Linked DNA regions of Homo sapiens: regions 2, 3 and 4 are each linked to region 1. The links are chromatin loops, found by intact Hi-C in ENCODE. Cell type or tissue: dorsolateral prefrontal cortex. All regions are shown on one strand.

What was found. A loop is a pair of places that touch in the nucleus more often than their neighbours do. Peaks named below come from ENCODE experiments on the same cell type or tissue, not always from the same donor. Only the 100,000 strongest peaks of a DNase experiment are listed, where the experiment ranks them.
Region 2: it touches region 1 in a loop (2.9-fold over the local background); 12 of 110 quality-filtered maps call a loop at or near these places.
Region 3: it touches region 1 in a loop (2.7-fold over the local background); 18 of 110 quality-filtered maps call a loop at or near these places.
Region 4: a loop joins it to region 1, with 2.6 times the contacts of the local background. A loop is called at or near these places in 4 of 110 quality-filtered maps.

What each region holds. Positions count from the first base shown.
Region 1 is chrX:153,951,131-153,956,130 of GRCh38, forward strand. HCFC1 (host cell factor C1) reads right to left here. Exons shown (of 26, transcript NM_005334.3): 17 at 2,936-4,412; 18 at 2,477-2,640; 19 at 1,384-1,828; 20 at 711-1,028; 21 at 459-577; 22 at 220-357. Among named protein-coding and RNA genes, the nearest start is that of RENBP, 9.0 kb to the left of the region's middle. RefSeq lists an enhancer at 2,323-2,562. In dorsolateral prefrontal cortex, CTCF peaks have their summits at 2,405 (motif pointing left) and 2,638; a DNase peak (open chromatin) is centred at 2,401; H3K27ac peaks cover 1,682 bases; H3K27me3 peaks cover 3,036 bases.
Region 2 is chrX:153,552,938-153,557,937 of GRCh38, forward strand. It overlaps ATP2B3 (ATPase plasma membrane Ca2+ transporting 3), which reads left to right. Exons shown (of 22, transcript NM_001001344.3): 13 at 98-332; 14 at 3,112-3,291; 15 at 3,394-3,481; 16 at 3,980-4,086. Among named protein-coding and RNA genes, the nearest start is that of ATP2B3, 38 kb to the left of the region's middle. In dorsolateral prefrontal cortex, CTCF peaks have their summits at 2,008 (motif pointing right) and 2,207; DNase peaks (open chromatin) are centred at 2,044, 3,135 and 4,884; H3K27ac peaks cover 3,519 bases; H3K27me3 peaks cover 4,446 bases.
Region 3 is chrX:153,537,466-153,542,465 of GRCh38, forward strand. ATP2B3 (ATPase plasma membrane Ca2+ transporting 3) reads left to right here. Exons shown (of 22, transcript NM_001001344.3): 4 at 3,894-4,091; 5 at 4,204-4,461; 6 at 4,858-4,983. Among named protein-coding and RNA genes, the nearest start is that of ATP2B3, 22 kb to the left of the region's middle. In dorsolateral prefrontal cortex, a CTCF peak has its summit at 2,195 (motif pointing right); DNase peaks (open chromatin) are centred at 1,196 and 2,196; H3K27ac peaks cover 685 bases; H3K27me3 peaks cover 4,082 bases.
Region 4 is chrX:153,607,226-153,612,225 of GRCh38, forward strand. It overlaps the pseudogene MRFAP1P1. Among named protein-coding and RNA genes, the nearest start is that of CCNQ, 11 kb to the left of the region's middle. RefSeq lists a silencer at 2,754-2,863. In dorsolateral prefrontal cortex, CTCF peaks have their summits at 2,790 (motif pointing right) and 2,998; DNase peaks (open chromatin) are centred at 2,816, 3,376 and 3,703; H3K4me3 peaks cover 1,419 bases; H3K27ac peaks cover 2,162 bases; H3K27me3 peaks cover 3,857 bases.

The DNA of each region.
Region 1 (5,000 bases):
GGAGGGACGTGGCGAGGCTGACTGTGGCCCGGTACTGGCGGGAAGGAACCAAAGCTCTCCTTTTCTACTGCTTCAGGGGGGATGGTCTCTGCCCACCTTCCTCAGGCTTCCTGGCTACTCAGCTTGGCCCAAAGATGGAGGAGTTTCCTGTAAGCCCCGCTCAGGGTGGTGGAGCCAAGACCCACCCACCTGAGGACATCAGCACCTGGGGACACTTACGTCTGATGGGACAGCATCATCTGGTGGCAGGAAATAGTGTGTCACCATTACATTGGTGCCCTTAATGACTCCCACATCAAACCACTGGTTTTCCTTCTTCATGGGGGCTTTGCTGGGTGGGGGCGGCAGGTCTGGCTTCTGCAAGACAGAATCGGTGCGACGAGATCAGGCCCTCAGCACCTAGAGGCAGTGCTGCCCCCCAGGCCACGGACTCAGGAGCCCCAACACACCCGACTCACCACACCCAGGGACTCGATGCCATTGGCCACTTCGGTCAGGGTAGCTGCAGCCTGCAGCTTGGCTGGGCTGGCCACCACAACCGGCTGGGGGGCCACAAATGTGTTGGATGGAGCCAGGCCTAGGAAGAAAGAAGGTGTCAGCGGGAAAGACTCGGGAAACCTGGCTCCCAAGTGAGACCGAGCCTCCCGTCCTGCCCTCACCTCCCTGGGTGCCCCCACCACCCCAGCACCAATTCGCCCTCAGTCGCTTACTCTCAGTGGCCGTTGAGGGCAGCAGCGCCACAGTGCTGGGGACCGTGCCGGCCAGCTCATTGAGGCAATTGCTCTCAATGGCTGGGTCGTTGAGACTGTCGGCAGGGGCCAGGGCCTCAGTGGGGAGGTGGTGATGCTGCTGCTGGGCCTGGGCCTCCTGCAGCTGCTGCTGCTGCACCAGGGCAGCCAGCTCCTGCTGTGTCAGCACAATGGGTATGGTGGTGGCCTGGCCCTCCTGACCCTCGGCCGACAGGTGCCCCAGCTCCGCCTGAGTCACGGTTGCTGCTGCCTCGGAGGTGTCCATGGGCTCGCCGGTGCCTGCTCCAGGGTCGAGAGAAACACTACTTACTAGGAAGGCTGGCCAGAAGCGGGCAGCCCGGGCGGAGGCCCCCAAAGCCTGTCCTAGAGACCCCGTCCACCTCCTACCGTGCTCCACTGTAGGCTAAGCCCTGGCCGAGGGGCCCTGCCTGTTTCCCAGGCGCTAACCCCAGCCAGCCTGTTCTACACGGCAGTCTCTACTACTTGGCCTGCCTGGGGTCCCCTGTGCTCGTCCTCCCCATCACATCTGGCTCATGCCACCCTCGAGGGAAATGGGCTCCTCTTCCCAGGCTGTCTCCGCGGCCTATTGCTCCCCCGAGCGGCCCGGCTTCCCCAGGGTTGCACCGGCACTCACCCATGACGGCCTGCTGCGCGGCCTGGAGCACCGCCTGGATGGCCAGGGCCTGGGCTTCCTCCGTGGCTGCGGCCTGGGCAGCTGCTTCTGCAGCAGCCGTCACTGCCAGCTCCTCGGGGGTGAGCCCCGTTACCATGAGGGTGGTGGTGCCAGCTTGGGCCTCGGCCATTAGCTCTTGGGGAAGTGATAACTGGTCTACTTCGGACTGTGTGGGTGGGGGTGGCTGGACCACCACAGTGGCCACCACCGCAGAGCCGGCAGACTCCTGGCCCGAAGATGGCTCCCCTGTGCTGCTCAGATCCACGGCGGCCGGGAGCTCAGGGGTCTGGGAGGCTGACAGGACCTCGGCGGACTCCCCCATCAGGGCTGTGGAAGCCGACTGCAGAAGCTGCCGTGGCGGCAGCTGCTGGCGAGGACCTGGCGACACCTGGAGTTCCTCTGGGGGCTGCAGGATGTCAACAGCAGAGAAGGGCATGTCAGAAGTTTCTGTGTTGGCTATGGTCACTGTTATTTTGGCCGGGATGGGGACTTCAGTAGTCAGAGCCCTTGGGGCAGTCTCAGTCATTGATGAGATCTTCTAGAAAGGGAGAGAAGCCCCTGTCAGAGGGGAGGAGAGGGGCCAGAGCCAGGCAGCAGGGCTGAGAAGCAAGCCAGCCCTCACCTTTCCTTGTGGGCCTAAGTTTTCATTCTTGATGGGCCAGCTCCAGCCCATGTTAAATAGGGAGGGGACAGTGGTTCTCTGACCAGCATGAGGAGAAAGGCCCTTGAGACCCCCGGTCAGGTTTAACCCGTCCTCAGTCACCCTGGCCTGGACAAATGGGCACTCAGACCCCCGCCATGTCTTATACAGGCTGCGGTGAAGTGACACGCGATGAGAACCAGTCCCAGAAATAAAAGCGCCCCAGAGATGCGGGGGACGGTGAGGCTCCTGCCTCCTGCCGCAGCAGGCACCGAGGCTGCCCTTTTATGGTCCGGAAAAGGGACCAGGAGCGGCCCCATGCCTGGTACAAGAGCGACATCTGGCGTCTGAGTGTGGAACTGCACGGGCGTAGGCCGGGAAGGCGGGGAAGAACACGGCCCCCTGGGCTCTTACCGGCACAGAGGGGCCCGGGACCGGTGTGGACTGCGTCACGGTGGTCACAGCCCGCGTCAGTGTGGAGGACACGGTTGTCGTGATGGCACTGGAGCTGGTGATGTTCACGCTGTCGCCCTGGGTGCTCTCCACCTCTCCCTGATCGCTGGCAGCAGGTGGGGGGTCTGTGGGGGCGACAGGCAGGCGGCTGCTCAGCAGGAGCCCCCCCGGCCTGTACTTGGCTTGACCACCACAGGCTTCCTCTACCACCAAGGGGAGGGCCAGATAAGGCAGGACAGGCTCCTGGAGACCTCTGTCTGCTTCAGGTACAGCCAGGACGCCCCAGCTCTCCCCACTGGTAAATTGGGTGCCAAGGAGCCTGACTGGTGGACTCTGGACGGACCCCCGCCATCGTTGTCTTGGCCTTTCAGCCTGGGGGGCTGGGAGACCATGAAAGCCAGGCTGGCCACCTTCACTTACCTTGGTTTGAACTCATGTTGGAAGTGACAGTGGTGGCCGTGTGAGTGGTGCCCGTCTCGTGGGTCTCACAGGGGGGGTTGGAGCACACCCTCTGTGTTGGGAAAGGAGCCAGCAGCGCGGTGCCAGCCTGGGGGGTGACGCTGGGTGCCGCCGCCACCTCTAGGCCAGACTCCACGGTCCTGTGGGAAGAAGTGGCGTCGGGAAGCAGGGCACCCACGCTGACCGACATGGTGGTGCCAGTGGAAGTGGTCTGGTGTGTCTCACAGGGGCGACCAGCAGGGGGCTGCTGCCCACCCTCGGGCTGGCCCGTGCCCCCGTTTGAAGTAGCGGTGGTGGCCGTGTGGGTGGTGCCCGTCTCGTGGGTCTCGCATGGCGGGTTGGAGCACACCCTCTGGGCGCTGCCTGCATTCGAGGTAGTGGCGGTGTTGGTGGTGCCTGTCTCGTGGGTCTCACATGGTGGGTTGGAGCAGACTTGGGTCACGGTGGCCGAGGGGCACAGCAGTGCCTCCAGGGCTGTCACAGTCACTGTGGTGCTGGGCGAGCCACCCTGGAGGCTCTCGCACACAGGTGCCATGCGGGGCTCCCCAGCACCCACGCTGGAACGGGTCATGGCAGCGGTGCTGACCGCATGGCTGTGGCGCCCCGCAGGAAGGTCCTTAATGCTTGGGCTGCTCAGCCTGACTTTGCTGCTCAGAGGGGCCAACTGCACAAAAGCAGGGCTGCGGCCCCCGGGCTCCCGTGCCATGCTCGGCCCAAGGAGTGGGCCGGCCGAGCACGGGGCCCCGGTGGCCATCACAGTCATGGTGGTGCTGGTCGCGCTGGTCTGGCGGGTTTGGCACTGGGACTTAGAGCCCTGGGCTGCCTCCAGCGCCCCAGTGGCCACACTGATCCGGATCACGGCAGGGGTGCCAGCTGCACAGGCCCGACGGGCATCTCGCTGGTGGTTGGCGCCGACGCTCGACATGGCTGTAGTGGCAGTGTTGGTGGTGCCCGTCTCGTGGGTCTCGCAGGGTGGGTTTGAGCAGCCATGCTGCCCGGCCATGTTGGAGGTGGCGGTGGTGGCGGTGTTGGTGGTGCCCGTCTCGTGGGTCTCGCAGGGCGGGTTCGAACAGACTCGGACCACGCTACCATTCTGCTGGCCCACAGTCGAGGTCACAAGAGAAGCAGCTGCCTCCTGTCTGTCACAGACGAACTGCACTTGGGTGGGCTGGGGGTGTCCCCCAAGGTTAGCCACAACAGTAGTGGTGGCCGTGTTGGTGGTGCCAGTCTCGTGGGTCTCACAGGGTGGGTTGGAGCACACCAAGGTGACAGTGCCAGGCTGCACATCACCCTGGCCTGAGTCGGCGATGGTAACTGTGGCGGTGGGCTGTTCTGTAGTCGGGGAGGCCAGAATGGACACAGGGAGGTCATGCACAGGCTGGGCCTCCACCCCACTAGGTGCCGTGATCAGAGTTACCTGGGTGGGCTGGGACACGGGCTGGGGAGACACACGAGGAGGAGAGTTAGTGCTGCAGCTGGCTGTCTGCCTGTCCCTCCCACTGTCCTGCACTGTCACCACACAGGCTGGGACCACTGACCACTTCTCAACGGCCCTGGCAGACGTAAGACCCACTCACCCCTGCCCCCAAGACACTGACTTGCTCAGAGGCCAGGGAAGAGGCACCACTTTGCCTCAAAGGCAACTGGGATGAGGAAGAGGCTGTGAGGACAGGGCAAGGGGAAGGCAGGAGGCTGGCTGAAGTCAAGTCCTTTGTCAGAGAATGGAAATCCCCCTCAATGCTCAAAGGCCAACAACAAACGTTTCACCGTTTTCCTTAATATGTATGAACAGAACACTGCACACACATGCAGACGAGCTGCGGCGTCCTGTAGAACACTGCGAGAGGAAGAACCCGGTGTTCAAACACCAGGCATGGCCAAACCATGACAGCCAAACCACGGACTATGACACAGGGACCATGTGACACCAGGGAAAATGCCCCAGGTGAGGAAAGGCCTGCCATGGCTGCACCCGGCAGCAGCGCAACACCAGGAAGGAAAGGCCTGTGGACGGACGGCGTGAGCC
Region 2 (5,000 bases), 400 kb before region 1:
CCCAGTCCTTGACTAAGCCCCCAATCCAGTGTGACCAGCGCTGTTCCTTGTTGTTCTCTCCCCACCTCCACCTCATCTCTGCCCACCCCCTGCCTAGGTGCACCAACATCTTGAACAGCAATGGCGAACTCCGGGGCTTTCGGCCTCGGGACCGGGACGACATGGTGAGGAAGATCATCGAGCCGATGGCTTGCGATGGCCTCCGCACCATCTGCATCGCCTACCGGGACTTCTCTGCAGGCCAGGAGCCCGACTGGGACAACGAGAATGAGGTCGTGGGTGACCTCACCTGCATAGCTGTCGTGGGCATTGAGGACCCTGTGCGGCCCGAGGTAGCCACCACCTTCTCTGTGAGCTGCCCTGGTAACTGTGCCCTCTGCCCGAGCTTGTCCGGACTGGTAGGGGCGGCCTTCCTTCACACACAGCTGCTGCGGTCCCTCCGTAGTACACTTGAGCCCCGTCCTGGGTGCTCTCACCCTGACACCCGCACAAAGGCTCTGTCCTGCCTGCTGGAAAGCCCTTCCCGCTTGACCTATGGGCCCAGCTCAGGCTCCACCTTCTACCAGGTGAGAAGGTGGCAGTGGCGGAGAGACCGTCGACATTTGGGATCTGATCCACCCAGGACCGATGGACTGGAGGTGGTGCTGAAGCCTGAGGGGACACAGGTTTGGGGCACAGGGTGGGCGTTTATTGGTTGAGGGTTTGGCTGGGGCTACTCTACGGTCAGGACGTCCTGTGGCGAGCTCACAGCAAAGGTCCTGGCGGGAAAGGGAGCCCAGAAGCATATCCCCATATGGACGATGCCACCAGGGGAGTCCAGATGAGGGGACCTCGAGGGCCGCGTGGCAGATGCCATGGCCTTGACACTGGGAAGTCACTTTGTTGTTGAAAGATCCCAGACCCTGGAGAGTGTGGAGGATGGCCGGCCCCGGAGGGAGAATGCAAGGCATGGGGTGCCCCTCTGTCTCCCCAGGGCCTCTGCATGGCACCCACCTGTGTCACAAGCAGGGCCACTGTGACCCTGACAACTTGTCTTTGTAGGAGCCACCCTGGGGGTGCAGGTGCAACCTGGGAGGAGAAGCTTCTGGGCTCTCCTTCGGGAGACAGGCATTCATGTATTGGATCATGTAGCAAAAACACTCAATTCAAAGACAGTGCGTCTAAACGCCAGCCATGGCTCATGTCAACAGAGCAGCCCCGTGCCCCGAGGAGAACATGGTCACTGCGCCCAGAGAGGGAGCACCTCGAGCTTGCCCTGGGAGAAAATGGGTGGTAGCGGAGGACAGGGGACAGAAGTCCAGCGAGGGAAATGGGCCCCGCAAAGGCGGGCAGCGGCATGAGTCCCGGGCCCCACTGAGCCTGGGAGAGCAGAAGGAGAGGGTGCTGGTGAGGCGAAGCAAGGCCACACTTGGGGACAGGAGCCATCGAGTCCCTCTGTTGGACCAGGGAGCAACTGAAGCACAGAGCAGAGGAAGGAATCTTGCCAGAGGGGCCTGGGGAATAGGGACAGCTCCTTTCCAGCTTAAGAGTGGCTGAGAGAGAGTCCAAGGGGTAGACCACAGTGACAGGGCCAGGCTGCGGAGGCTGGGCAGACCCCCACAAAGACTGGCCAGCCTGGTGGTGGCTGAGGAGGACGCACAGAAGGCCCAGCGAAGTCCTGGGTGCCGGCAACAGGCAGTAGGACACAAGGGCCTCACTGAAACCGCCAGGGTGCTTGGAGATGCGGCACGGCTGCAGCCAGAGGAGGGCCCGTGAGGCTGGGCCCTGGGGAGCCATAGGAAGCCTGTGGCTGGGGTGGTATTGATGCTGGAGCTGGGCCGGCCGGGGGCACTGGCAACTTCTCCAGACACCTGGCTGGCTGCTGTGCTGTGGGGCCTTGGGGAGAAGGCAGGGAGCAGGGCTGAGCAGGCGAGGAAGGACAGCCTGGCCTGGCCCTTTGGGGCCATGGGGAAGGAACTGGGCTACACACACTGGGCCTGAGGAGGGAGGAGGCCTGGGTTCGCAGCTGCTGGTTTTCAGGCTCGTCACGGCCACTTGGTGGCAGCAGAGGGGTGGCTTCCAGACTTTTCAGGGACAGGCATTCGCTGGCTCAAAGGAGAATTGTCTTCTTGTGGCTCGTGATCTTGTTATCCAGCACCCCAAGATCCTCAGAGAGTACGAAGTGTCCCCGAGGCTGGCAGTGAGGCCACTTAGTGGTATATGCTGCAGGAACCATTGGATCACCCTGTCACAGCTTAGAGTGGGGCCCCCAGCTGTCTCCCTGGCAAAGATCACAGCCCCCCTGCCCATGGCCTCAGGGGGCGCCAGGATTCAGGGACTCCCAGGTCAATGTCCTCCCCTGGTGTCTCCCGGCTGCCCTACCCCTGGCTCCCACTCCTGCGTGTCTACTCCCCACCGCCGCAGGCTCCCCAGGCCTGGCGGCTCGGCCACACCTAGGCTTCTACACTTACCCGACGGTGCTCACAAGCCCCACTGCCTAGGCTTGACCTCCTCATTCAGGTTCCCAAACTCTGAACCTGGCTCCTCTTCTCCTCTCCCCCTGCCCGTCTACCTCAGTGGCATCAGCTGCCTGACCCTGTCTCTCTGTCCCCGAGCCTGAAGAGCCACATACCTCTTCATTTGGGAACTGTCTTCCCTGTCCCCCCACCACTGGGACAATGCCACCACCTCCCGGCCAGTCTCCTGGCTTCCCGCTCTCAACCCCTTGCAGGCTGTTCGCTTTCCACTCAGCACTGGGGAACCTCTTTCTCTTTCTCCAGAATCTAATGTGATGCAGGTGGTCCCCAACTTTTAACAATTTTGTAACTTGGTGCAAAGGTGATGCACATTCAGCAGAAACTTTACTTCGAGTCCCATGCTTTTCCCTTTCAGTGCAGGATTCAATGAGTTACATGAGATAATCAGCACTGTATTCCACAATAGGCTTTGTGTTCAATGCTTTTGCCCAACTGTAGGCTAACACAAGTGTTCTGAGCACGTGAATCGGATGGCTTTACTCTCACCTCTGCTGGACCTTGGGCCACCTGCAGATCTGATGGAGGAAGGGGTACTGCCTCAACCCAAAATACGTCTTGCCTCGATGGCCCCGCCCACCTCTCTTGTCTCTTCTAGGTCCCTGAAGCTATCCGAAAATGCCAGCGTGCTGGCATCACAGTCCGCATGGTGACTGGGGACAACATCAACACGGCCCGGGCCATCGCAGCCAAATGCGGCATCATCCAGCCCGGGGAGGACTTCCTGTGCCTAGAAGGGAAGGAGTTCAACCGGCGGATCCGCAATGAGAAAGGCGAGGTAGCACCCGGCTGTCTGCCACCCCAGACCCCCCTTCTCCTCACCCCAGCCCCCTGCGTGCCCGCCTTAGCTCTGCAGCGTCCTTGTGCTTCCCCTCCCCAGATAGAACAGGAGCGGCTGGACAAGGTGTGGCCCAAGCTGAGGGTGCTGGCCCGGTCGTCTCCCACCGACAAGCACACACTGGTCAAAGGTAGCCGAGCCCCCACACCCCTTTCCTGGGGTGGCCAGCCCGAGGTTGTCTGCTTCCTGACACCAAAAGCCAGGTTCCCAAACAGGTCCCCAGGGCCTGCCTAGGAAGCTGGGTCCATTTGTCCCATTAGCCCAGAGCAGCAGGGCAGGGGCCCATGAGGGAACCAGGGTTCGGGGAGGGCTAGTGACTCACTCCAAGTCACACAGTGAGTCTCTAGAAGCAGTGGGTCTAGAGCCAGGGACCCAGGATTGTGTCCCCAGGCCCTAACCAGATCCCTATCCTCCCACCCTGGCCCTGTCACTCAGTGAGATTTGCTTACTTATTTGGGGATAGGAGATGATCCAGGTGACGGGGAGCACAGATAATTGGGACAGTCAGGACGGGGTAATCCCAAAGGGTTTTCACAGCCAACCTACCCCCATAGCTCCCTGGGCAGGGCTACACAGGGTTGTGGTGACAGATGGCCCCAGCCCTGCCCTGCCCTGATCTGTCTTCCAGGGATTATCGACAGCACCACTGGTGAGCAGCGGCAGGTGGTGGCTGTGACAGGGGATGGCACCAACGATGGGCCGGCCCTCAAGAAGGCGGACGTGGGCTTCGCCATGGTAAGCCACCTGGTGCCCGCCCAGCTCACCACGGCAGATGGGGCCTGCATCTGTCCCATGGACATTAGCTTTGTACCAGGAAGTGGGAGCCAGTGTCGGGGCAGGTTACAGAGTGCCTGAAGGTTCTTTCTTTCACATCCTGGCCACTTGGGCCTGCGTGGGCTCTGCCAGTCGGGGGACATGTGGTTAAAGGCATCTGCTGTGATGCCCAAGGTGACAGTGGGCCCCAGACATACTGTGGAGAGGAAGGGGAATGGGGGGTGGGGGCTCATCACTGATGGCATTGCCCACCCCCGTCCTCTCTAAATGGACTCTCAGCCCCAGATGAGGTGAGCAGAGTCCCCAGATGTGCTCTTCCTCTGCACTTCCTTCCTGTTGCTCACCCACTGAGCAGGGTAGCCCTGCAGACGCCACCCACATGGCTGGTTGCGGCCCCTCAGTGGCCCCACAGCCACTGAACGCAGCAACCTGGTGAGCCCCTCTCCCTGCCCTACCGAAAAGGAGTGTCACCCAGGGAACCCAGCCCAGTCCTTCCCAGCACCCGTAGCCCAGAAGGGAGCTCCAGCCCAAGCTTCGAGAGGTGGCAGCTCTCACGGGGCCAGGCTTGGGGCAGAGGAGAGGACTGCGCAGCTTGGCACAGCTGCAGCTGCGCCTCCATGGGACAGGGACTCCTCTGCAAGGAGCCGCCCCGCCCAGGGTGTCCCCATGCAGGACTTCCCAGGGCTCCTTAGCCAGCAAGCCTCTCTGGAGTGCTAAGAACAGACCACGCTGCTTGGTGGCCACGTGGTGGCAGCTGGGCTTTATGTGTAAAGCTGTGTTGATGCCATGTCATCAGCACCCTCTGTGTTTATGAGCAAAGCCCCCCCCCCCACCGTGACATGTGACAACTTACTGTTTGTAGTACAAGAATGTGT
Region 3 (5,000 bases), 410 kb before region 1:
TTCTCTTGTGGCTCCGGCCTCGGCCCCGTCTGTCTGCAGGTGGCACTCAGGCTGCAGGGAGGAGTGAAGATGGAGGAGGGGGGCTGCGGGCCAGGTCAGGAACTCCAGGGTCTGCCTGGGTCTCCCTAGCTTTGTGCCCTGGAGCTGATGCGCCCGTGACACCCGGCCTCGCCGCCGCACACGCCCTCACGGTGCAGCTGCTGCTGGGGCTGATGCCTTGGCTCTGCTCCCGAGCATCTCTTGCCTTCCCTCCTCCTTGCCCAGCCCCCGAGGAGGCTGTGGAGGGCCATTTATCCACAAGAGCTCTGGCCTCTCCCAGATCAAAGGAAGCAGATGGGCCTCAGCTGTCTGCTCTTCCCCTGTCTGCCAGGCCTTGTTAAATATTTAAAATGTCAAGGCCCCTGGGAACCTGCCCGATTCTGCCATGGAGCTCAGGAGCTCTTGCGTGCCTGTGGAGGCAGGGGCACGGAGAAGGGCAGGTGCACAGGTGGGTGGCTTGGCCTCTGACGGGCTTCCAAGCACCTGGGTCCCCAAGGCCACAGTGCAGGGAGCCGGCCAGGCCTGGATCTGCTGCCCACAGAATGAGCAGCAGAGGACCGGCCCCTCCCCTCTTCAACCCTCAAGGTCCTCGGGCTGGAGCTGTCGGGCTTGAGCTGTCTGGGTGCCAGGAGCGGGTGACTCGCTCCCCGCATCCCCTAGCCCGGCCGTGCACCCGGACCCTGGTGCTCAGACCTGCCTGCCCCTCAGTCCTCCTCAGACACAAGGGCCTGAGCCACGGGGGCAGCTGGCTTTGTTGTGCCCCAAGCCCCATGCCAATCCCCTGACAAGGTGGGCAGACGTGGGGCTGCCCAGGAGGCAGGCACTCCCCCGTGGGGCAGGTGCTTTATGGCGCATAGTGCATTGCGGGAAGGGGACTTTATCTTCTGGCGGTACACTCATCAATCCACTGCCCTCCCTGTCTTGGGAGCACTCCAAGAGGATTCCAGAACCCATCCTGGAAACCGCGCTGCTGTTGTCAGGAAACCTGGGTCTCAGGCTGAACTCAGAGGTGGGTTCGCCCGGGAACCTGGCCCCGCCCAGTGCCCCTCTGGGCTCCACAGGCAGTTCTGGAAAGGAGGGGGCGGATTCGCTGGGAGCCGACACGAGATGCTCCTAATCCAATTCTGATGGCATCTGGCCTCTGCTCCGGGCAGGCCGCCCATCTGTGTCCATGCCAACCGGCCAGCCCCTGCCCCCATGCCCTGGACCTGGACTGCCCTCGGGCCTGCTGGGGAAGCATGTGCTCAGAGCCAGAGGGGCCGCAGCTGTGTTCCTCCTCCCCGTCAATGGGTGCTGCAGTGGGGCAGCCGTCGGGACCCCGAGCCCACAGGAAGGCTAAGGAGAAACGAGCAAGGCTACAGCTGCAAGGGCAGGTCAAGGCCAAGGGAGAGGCTGGCGAGGGCGAGGGAGCTCCTGGGGAATGGGCCAGGGGTCCCGGCTGCTCTCAGGGACAAACTGGGCATGTGAGGAGGGGCAGGCAGGAGAGAGACTCGCATGGAGGCTCCAGGCTAAGGGCAGTGGAGACCCCAGGTGTCTGGGGAGCCCTCCCCTGCTCCTCTCCCTCCGCAGAAGCCCCACGGTTAGCACGTGCTTCTTCTTAAGTCACTTGGGGGGTCTTGTACTCCCTAGTACTGTCCCCACCTGGCTTAGCTCCTGTAATTCCAGGAGACAGTCCCAGTCCAGAGCGAGGTGCACACCCCTCAGTTGGGTCCCTGGTCCCCAGCCCCCTCCCCACCACCCAGGAGCTGAGGTCGTGCGTTAACCCCAGGCTCCCGATTGGGGCAGGCTCGGGCCTCAGCAAGAGGCCTTTGGCTCCTGAAGAAACCTGAGCCAGGGGCAGAGAGGCACGGACAGCTGCGGCTCTTCTGGGTGGGGAGGACGCCATGTGGCCGTCGCCTAGCTGGGGTGAATGAGCCACGGTTGTGCGGGCGGCAGCTTCTGTTCCACTGCGGCCAGGGCTACCCCTGCCCCTCCTCAGAAGCCCCAAGGTTAGCATGCGCCTGTTCTCCAGTCATCTGGAGGGTCTTGTGTGCCTTCCCAGACCCACTGTGAGTGCCCCATGGGCTGGGGCTGGGCTCTCTGGTCATCCCGTCCCTGCAGCAGATGGCAGGCGTGAGCCCAGCTGCCCAGGGCTGGGAGCTGCAAGCTGCTGTCTGTCCACCAGGTGTCAGTGTGGGTCTGGTCACGGCCGCGACAGCACTGGGCGCCGGGTGAGCGCCCGGGAGGGCTCCTCGGGATCAGCCGGGGCTGAGAATCCTGGGGCCAAGGGTGGGGCCAGAGGAGGGTGTCATCCCACATGCCTGCCCCGGTAGAAGGTGGCTGAGTGGGTGTCCAGGCCCGGATGCCAGTCACGCACGTAAGCTTCCAGTACCTTCAGGCCAAGGAAGACTGAGAAGTAAGCGTCCTCAAGGATGACAAGTGACAGAATTGGATAGGGACAGGTGGCTCTGATTGTGAAGGCAAAGCCAATTTGGGGGCTTCTGAGTGGCTTTGGGTGTCATTCAAGTCGCCATGTAGACAAGCTGTGAGCCCTGGCTGAGGGATCAAAGTTGGTGCTGGAGTTGCATTAGAACCAAGGCTGCTGGGTCCTGAGGGCCCTGTGCTCACCGGGTCCTGTCGGGCAGCGTAGGTTCTGTCCTGACCTGGGCCACAGGCCAGAGCTCTGACTCATGGTTACAGGGCCCTCTCCACCTCCGGCCTCAGTGGCCTTGTCTGCACCCTGCAGAGAGCAGCTGATGAGCAGCCCAGGGTGGGCAGTGTCTCCCCGACCCCTGCGAGGCCATGCAGCCCAGAAAAGGCTTGAAGACTTCCCAGTCCCCTCCCTCAGCACCGTGACTCCGGTTTGGCTTCTCCCCGCCTGTTCCCCACCAGGAACCCACTCCCATTCCCGTGCCTCTCTCTCTCCTCGCGTGACACCGTTCTTCTTCTTTGGGTCTCTGGACCCAAGAACTTGCATCTCCCATTAGCTCTCATGCTCCCTCCCCACTGCTTCTTCCCCGAGAAACTTCTGGAAAGTAAGCCTCCGCTCCCTGTTGCCAGCAGCCACAGGCACCCTGGAGACTGCTGATTCCTCGGCACTGGCCGTGCTCATGCCCCAATCCCTCGGGCCCTGCCCACCCTCTTTGCAGGCTGTCCCTGCCCCCACAGGTTGGGCTGTGTGACACTGCCAGTCTTTGGGACCGGCTGGCCCCATCTTACAGAGCTGGGGAGGGGGGTGTTGGTGACAAGCCTGCTCAGGGAATTCATAGGCTGGGAGCTAGAGAGGTGTTTCCTGACAGGCACAGAGCCCTGGCCTAGTCTTTGGCATCTGGTGCCATCCCAGCCTCCCCTGATTGGTGGCCCTCCCCATGTCTCCACTAAAGTCCCCTGGACACTCGCTCTCCTCCCCAGGGGACCATTGGCTATACTCTTCTGTCCTGTCTCCTAGCAACCCTTGTTGACCTGGACATACCCTGCTGGGTCCCCTCTGTGCCCCCTTGTTGGGTCCTGTCCCCTGCCTTCCAGTGCCCCCTCAGCGGTAGTGTGGAGGTGGCCAGGAAAGCACAGGGACCTGGGACCCGCTGGAGTCCAGGAGCCTCCTGGCCTGTTTTGTCATCTGTGTGTCAGGAGGAGGATGGCTAGGGACTCCCCATGACAGCAGCCAGAGAGCCGCATGCTCACTCCCACGTGCACACCCCCAGCAGTCTGCAGAAAGGCTCCTGTCTAGAGGGAGAGCCAGGCGCTGGCCAGACGGCCCCAGAGGGCTGCTGCCACCCCAGGAGCAGTCAGTCAGGGCCACATAGGAGGCCTGGGACACACAAGGCCGACCCGTCCCATCCCATCCTCCCCTTCTGTGCTTCCGGGGCACCATGCAGGCCTGGCGGACAACACCAATGACCTGGAGAAGCGCAGGCAGATCTACGGGCAGAACTTCATCCCCCCAAAGCAACCCAAGACCTTCCTGCAGCTGGTGTGGGAGGCCCTGCAGGACGTGACCCTCATCATCCTGGAGGTGGCTGCCATCGTCTCTCTGGGCCTCTCGTTCTATGCGCCGCCAGGAGAGGAGAGTGAAGGTAAGGCCCGGGGGCCTGGGCTGGAAGGAGGAAGAGGAATGGGGCTTGAGATGAGGGACGGTCACAGGATGGTGATGTCTCCTCCACTGCTTCCCTTCTGTCCTCCGCACAGCCTGTGGGAATGTGTCGGGAGGCGCAGAAGATGAGGGCGAGGCCGAAGCTGGCTGGATCGAGGGGGCTGCCATCCTGCTGTCCGTCATCTGTGTGGTGCTGGTCACGGCCTTCAATGACTGGAGCAAGGAGAAGCAGTTCCGAGGCCTGCAGAGCCGAATTGAGCAGGAGCAGAAGTTCACGGTCATCCGGAACGGGCAGCTCCTCCAGGTCCCCGTGGCTGCGCTGGTGGTGGGGGACATTGCCCAGGTCAAGTACGGTGAGTGCCCTGGTCTTCACCCACCCTGTCAAGGAAGCTCGGCTCCTGCTTCTGGGGAGGGTGAGCCAGAGGAGACCCCCAGCACAGGTTCTCCCCGGTGGCCTGCGTGTCGTCACCTGCCTTAGGAGGCGGGAGGTGGCGGGGGTGGGGGAGGTGGGGGAACACGGGGCAGGGCAGAGTGGTTTCAGACACAGCAGGCCCCCGAAGAATCAACTGTCCCCACAGCCTCCACGGCGGGCTTTCCCCCCTACAAAGGATGCAAATGTCCTCGTTCCCCAGAAGGAGGAGGGCTCCTGAGTCCCTTTCCCAGGCGGCCCATGGCACCTGACGGGACCTCCCCTGGGGCAGCCGGGAGGAGGCGGTGGGGAGAAAGGCCTCTGCTTCCCGGTGCTCTAGGCGACCTGCTGCCAGCCGACGGCGTGCTCATCCAGGCCAATGACCTCAAGATCGACGAGAGCTCCCTGACGGGCGAGTCTGACCACGTGCGCAAGTCAGCTGACAAAGATCCCATGCTGCTCTCAGGTGAGGGCCACCCTCCG
Region 4 (5,000 bases), 340 kb before region 1:
TGTGATCTGATAGCTCCCTGGAACTTTGGATCTGTGTGTGACACATGAGCCTCATTGTTGGAGTTCTCCAGCTCTGGAGGGGCTGAAGGAGCCGCAATGATTCTAGAAGATGACTCCATACAGCAACTACTGAAGAAAGGACCAGACTTCAGCTGGGAATGTGGATGGGCCGACCTGGCTGGGACCCATGAATCTGGAGAAGAGCTGGAGAATGGAGAGTATTATCTGTATTTGAGGACTTTAATTTCTGTGTAAGACCAAAGGAGGAGAGACACATTTTGTTCAAAATTTAAATTTTATGTGGTACACTATCTGATATAACCTGTCTAGTGAGTTTGTTTGGACAACCTAATTCAGCTTTATCTGACATGGAACCTGAACTAGAGGATGAGATCTTGATATTCTGTACAAGTTGATGTAATACCCTGATGCATTTCGGGGACTCGGCATAAAATGAAAGAGATTTGCAAAGACTCTTGAGGGGCTGGGGGATGAGAGTGTGGAACTGTACATTGGACCCTAAACTGGAGTGGAAGAGGCATCTTCAATGTTCATACATTGTCCAGCTATAAGTTCATTTAAGTAGCAGACCTGATAAATATTTGAGGTCAAAACCCTACCATGTTTTTTTTAAAACTTACCATGTTAATCAAAGTATTCATTTGCTTGAAAAGAAAAAAAAGTTGGGTAAAGAATCTAAATGGACATTTCTCAAAAGACTATATACAATGTGCCATGAGGACATGAAAAAATGGTCAACATCACTAGTCATTAGTGATGCAGATCACTAGAAAATGCAAATCAAAACTAGAATGAGGCTGGGCACAGTGGCTCATGCCTGTAATCCGAGCACTTTGGGAGGCTGAGGCAGGTGGATCACCTTAGGTCAGGAGTTCAACACCAGCCTGGCCAACATGGTGAAACCCCGTGTCTCCCAAAAATACAAAAATTAGCCGGACGTGGTGGTGGGTGCCTGTAATCCTAGCTATTCAGGAGGCTGAAGCAGGAGAATCACTTGAACCCGGGAGGCAGAGGTTGCAGTGAGCTGAGATTGTGCCACTGCACTCCAGCCTGGGCGACAGAGTGAGGCTCTGTCTCAAAAAAGAAAAAAAAAAACTTGAATAAGATAAAATTCACACGTGTTAGGATGACTATAATAAAATTAAAATGGAAAATAACAAGTGTCTGTTTGGAGAGGATGTGGAGAAATCAGAACCCTCATACATTGCTAGTAAGATGTTCAATGGTTATAGCCATTTGGGAAAACAGTCTGGCAGTTCCTCCAAAGGTTAAACATAGAGTAACCATGTGACCTAGCAATTTCACTCCTAGCTATACAGCCAAGAGAACTGAAAGCATATGCCCACACCAGATCATGTGCACGAATGTTCATAGCAGATTTATTCATAATAGCCAAAAAGCAGAAACAACTCAAATGTCCATCAATAGATGAATAAACAAAATGTGGCATATCCAGGCAACGGAACATTATTCAGCCCCCAAAAGCAATGAAACACTGGTCCATGCTGCAGTGTTGGTGAACCTTGGAAACATTATGCCAAGCCAAAGAAGCCAGATACAAAAGGCCACAAAATTATATGAGTCCATTTCTATGACAGATTGGAACAGGCAAATCCATAGAAAGGAAGACGAATGGTTGCCAGGACTTAGGGGGAGAGGAGAATGAGGAGTTAGTGCTTAGTTGATACAGGGTTCCTGGTGGGGATGATGAAAACGTTCTGGAATGAGATCGTGGTGATGGTGACATAACTCTATGAATATTTTTTAAAGTATTGCATTGTACACTTTAAAATTTTTTTTGTAAAGGCAGTTTGCCAGGTCTCGAACTCCTGGACTCAAGTGACCCACCCATCATGGCCTCTCAAAGTGCTGGGATTACAGGCATGAGGCACCATGCCTGGCATGTATACTTTAAATGGGGAAACTGGGTGAAGGGTACATGGGACCTCCCTGCACTGTCTTTAGAACTTCCTGTGAATCTATCACAACTCAAAATAAAGACAAACCAACAAAAGAAGGTGTCAGGTGGACTGGGCTCATTCAGGTGTTGGCAGAATTCAGTTCCTTGGAGCTATAGGCCCTAGTTTCACCTTCCCGCCATCAATGATGCCAAGAGCTCTTCCCATCATCTCTGCATCTTTCTGACTTCGGCTTCTGGCCTTGGCCAGTGAAGCTCTGCTTGTATGAGCTCCTCTCCCTATGTTAAGGTCAACTGATGAGTAGCCCAAATCACATCGGCAAAGTCCCTTTGGCCATGTAATGTAACATACTCACGGGCGTGACACGGGGATGAAGGTCATGGGGGCCGAAATTCTGCCTACCAGAAGTGGATTATTTCAAAGCTATTTGGGATGGAGAATCCCCAGGATCAGTGAGGAGGTGGATGTTGGGGAGGAGGAAGAGGAGATATCAAGGAGCTCTCCCAAGTCTGGGCCAACCAGGTGGGTGAAGGTGCCAGTCTCCGAGATGAGGAACGGGTGTGGGAAGCAGAAGCGCTCCATTGTGACATGTGGAGTTTGAGGGGCCTATGTCTTCCTGGGGGTTGTCCCCTAAGGGAAAGGTCTGGACAGGCATAAGAGGGACTGAGGTCACCCAGGACGAGGGTGGCGGGTGAAAAGGAGCTGCCGGGGCAGCGGGCCGCCGCGAGCCCCTCCTGGGATCTTCCGCCCCAAGCCCAGCCTGCGATTCCCTCCCTGGACCCCTTCTCCTTCCTCTCCGAAGCCCTCCCTGGAAGGAGCCCCGCATGCTGACCGCAGCTGCCGCTAGGGGGCAGAGCCGTCTACACCAAAAGCCACACCGCTCCAGCGTGCGCGTGCGGGGAGGTGCGCGAGCGCGTGTGCACGCACGGCGGGGGCTCGCTTGACGCTGAGTCCGGCGAACTAAGCTCGCCACCCCCACCCCATCCCCCTGCTGCTGGGAGCCCCAGGCAGTCCCCGGCCAAGGCGCTCCAAAAGGTCCCCTCTGTTGAGGACTGGGAAGCAGACCCCGCCCCAGTGCCCCCCAAAGCGCCCGCCCTCCCCTGGTGTGGCTGGAGAGGGGTCTGATCCGGCGGGGCTGAGCTCGGAGCTGGGTCTCCTCCGGGCCCGGGGTTGCGGCGGGGGGCGGTCACTCCCCCTCCCTGCCTCAGCCCCGCACCCTCCACGCCGTGTCTCCAGCATCGAAATTCACAGCAAAATACACAACTAGTGAAGAACTGGGCTCGGGTCCCAGAAATAGGCTGCCCTTTCCAGAGGGTGACGGGAATATCCTCCCTGCTTCCCGTTGCCATGGTTTCCGCTCAGCCACCAGGCAGCCTGTTGCGCGGCAGCCATTTGCCGCGACGGGATGCTGCTGCCGCTGGTGTGCAGCAGGCCGCCACGCGAGGAAGGGGACAGACTGCCCTGGAGACCCGCCCACCACGGAGAAAAGGCCACGGATCTAAAGACACCGGAGGGCGGCTACGCGGGCCAGATGGACAAATGCTAGAGTCAGCACCTGTCTGTGGGGGCGCCCTTGGCCTGGGCGCTGGACCTAGGCCATCAGGACTGGAGAGCCTTCTTCTCTTCTGGCCAGAGAAAGAGCAAAGGGTGGCTTCCTGACAGGTCCGGAGCTGGCACAGCACAACAGAGCCTAGAAAATCACTAGCAGGGCTGAGCTCGGGGTTCCACCGCTGCAGCCTTCCTGTTGGACCCAGTCTGCTCAAGGACTCCCTCACAGCCCAGTGCTTTCTGTTCACCCCGGGGCGCTCCCAGCCCAGCCTCCTAGCCTCAGTGAGTGGGAAATGTCTGTACTGCCCACTTGTCCTCAAACGCATGTCCTTGCTCGGCTGCTCCCTGCTCTGCCCCATCTGGAGGGGACAGGGTGAGGAGGCGCCCTGGAGGCCTGGCCCCAGCTTGGGCAACACAGCCTAGCGGGGTGATCACACCTGGGTCTGCAGCCCCTCCAGCACTTCCTGGGGCTGTGCCGGCCATTCCAGACCATTCCTGTTGGTGGAACTCATGACAGGGCTTGTTTACGCCAGTCACTGTGTTCTGACACCTCCCCCACCCCGATCATTAACTTTTCTGGTCCTTTTCAGTTATTAAAATTCAGCCCAGACTCACATCCCATGGGCCTCCCCTCCCCATCCTTGGGGCTGGAATGGACTGGAATGGAGAGGAGGTGACCTGACCTCCCTTCCCTCCCTTCCCACCCCCCACCCCCCCGGGCCGGGGCAGGCAGAACTTGTGCCAGGGTGAGGGGGTGAGAGGGGCCCCATCTTTGCCTGGGCTTTTTGATGCCTGCCAATGGGGTCGCCCTTTTCTGAGGGCAGGCTCAGCCCCTTCCTTGCTGAGGCTAAAGACCCTCTGGGATTGGGAAGCGCTGTCCTCTCTGGGCCCCACCAGCGTCTACCGGACCCCCTCAGACCTCTGGCCCCCACACCTTGTGCCCCCAGGGCAGAAGGCAGCTGGGGTAAGAGTGCCTTCAGTCCTGCCAGGCTCAGCAAATGTCCTGCCTTCAGAAACCTCAGCAGGCAGACAGGCAGGTGCCTCCTCAGGAATACAGCGTGCCCCCCATCCCCAGGGGGACGTACCCAGCTCTCCCCACAGCCTCCGGGGACTGCGGGCTGTGTCCACAGCTCTGGCAGGGCCTTATTTTCTCCCAGCTTTTTGGCATTTTATGGATTAAAAACACAGCATTCCCCTAAGGGCAGCCTGCTTCCGTCCGGGCTTCTGTGGGAGTGAGTAAGGCTGGTCTCCTGAGGGAAGTGTGTGATTCTTGCCGGGGCCAGAGGCCAAGACGAGCCAGGAGGGCACTTACCCCTTTGGGGCATCTTGCCCTTGTCCTTTCTGTTTTCTCTACTCAGGCCTCTCCCCTGAGCTGAGGAAACCAAGAGAATTCTTGTCCTTTTGGATAAAGACCTTTTCCTAAGATCGTTTTCTCCTAGAAATAAGCATACTTTATTAAGATATTTTGGACTGGCCGTGCACAGTGGCTCATGCCTGTAATCCCAGCACTTT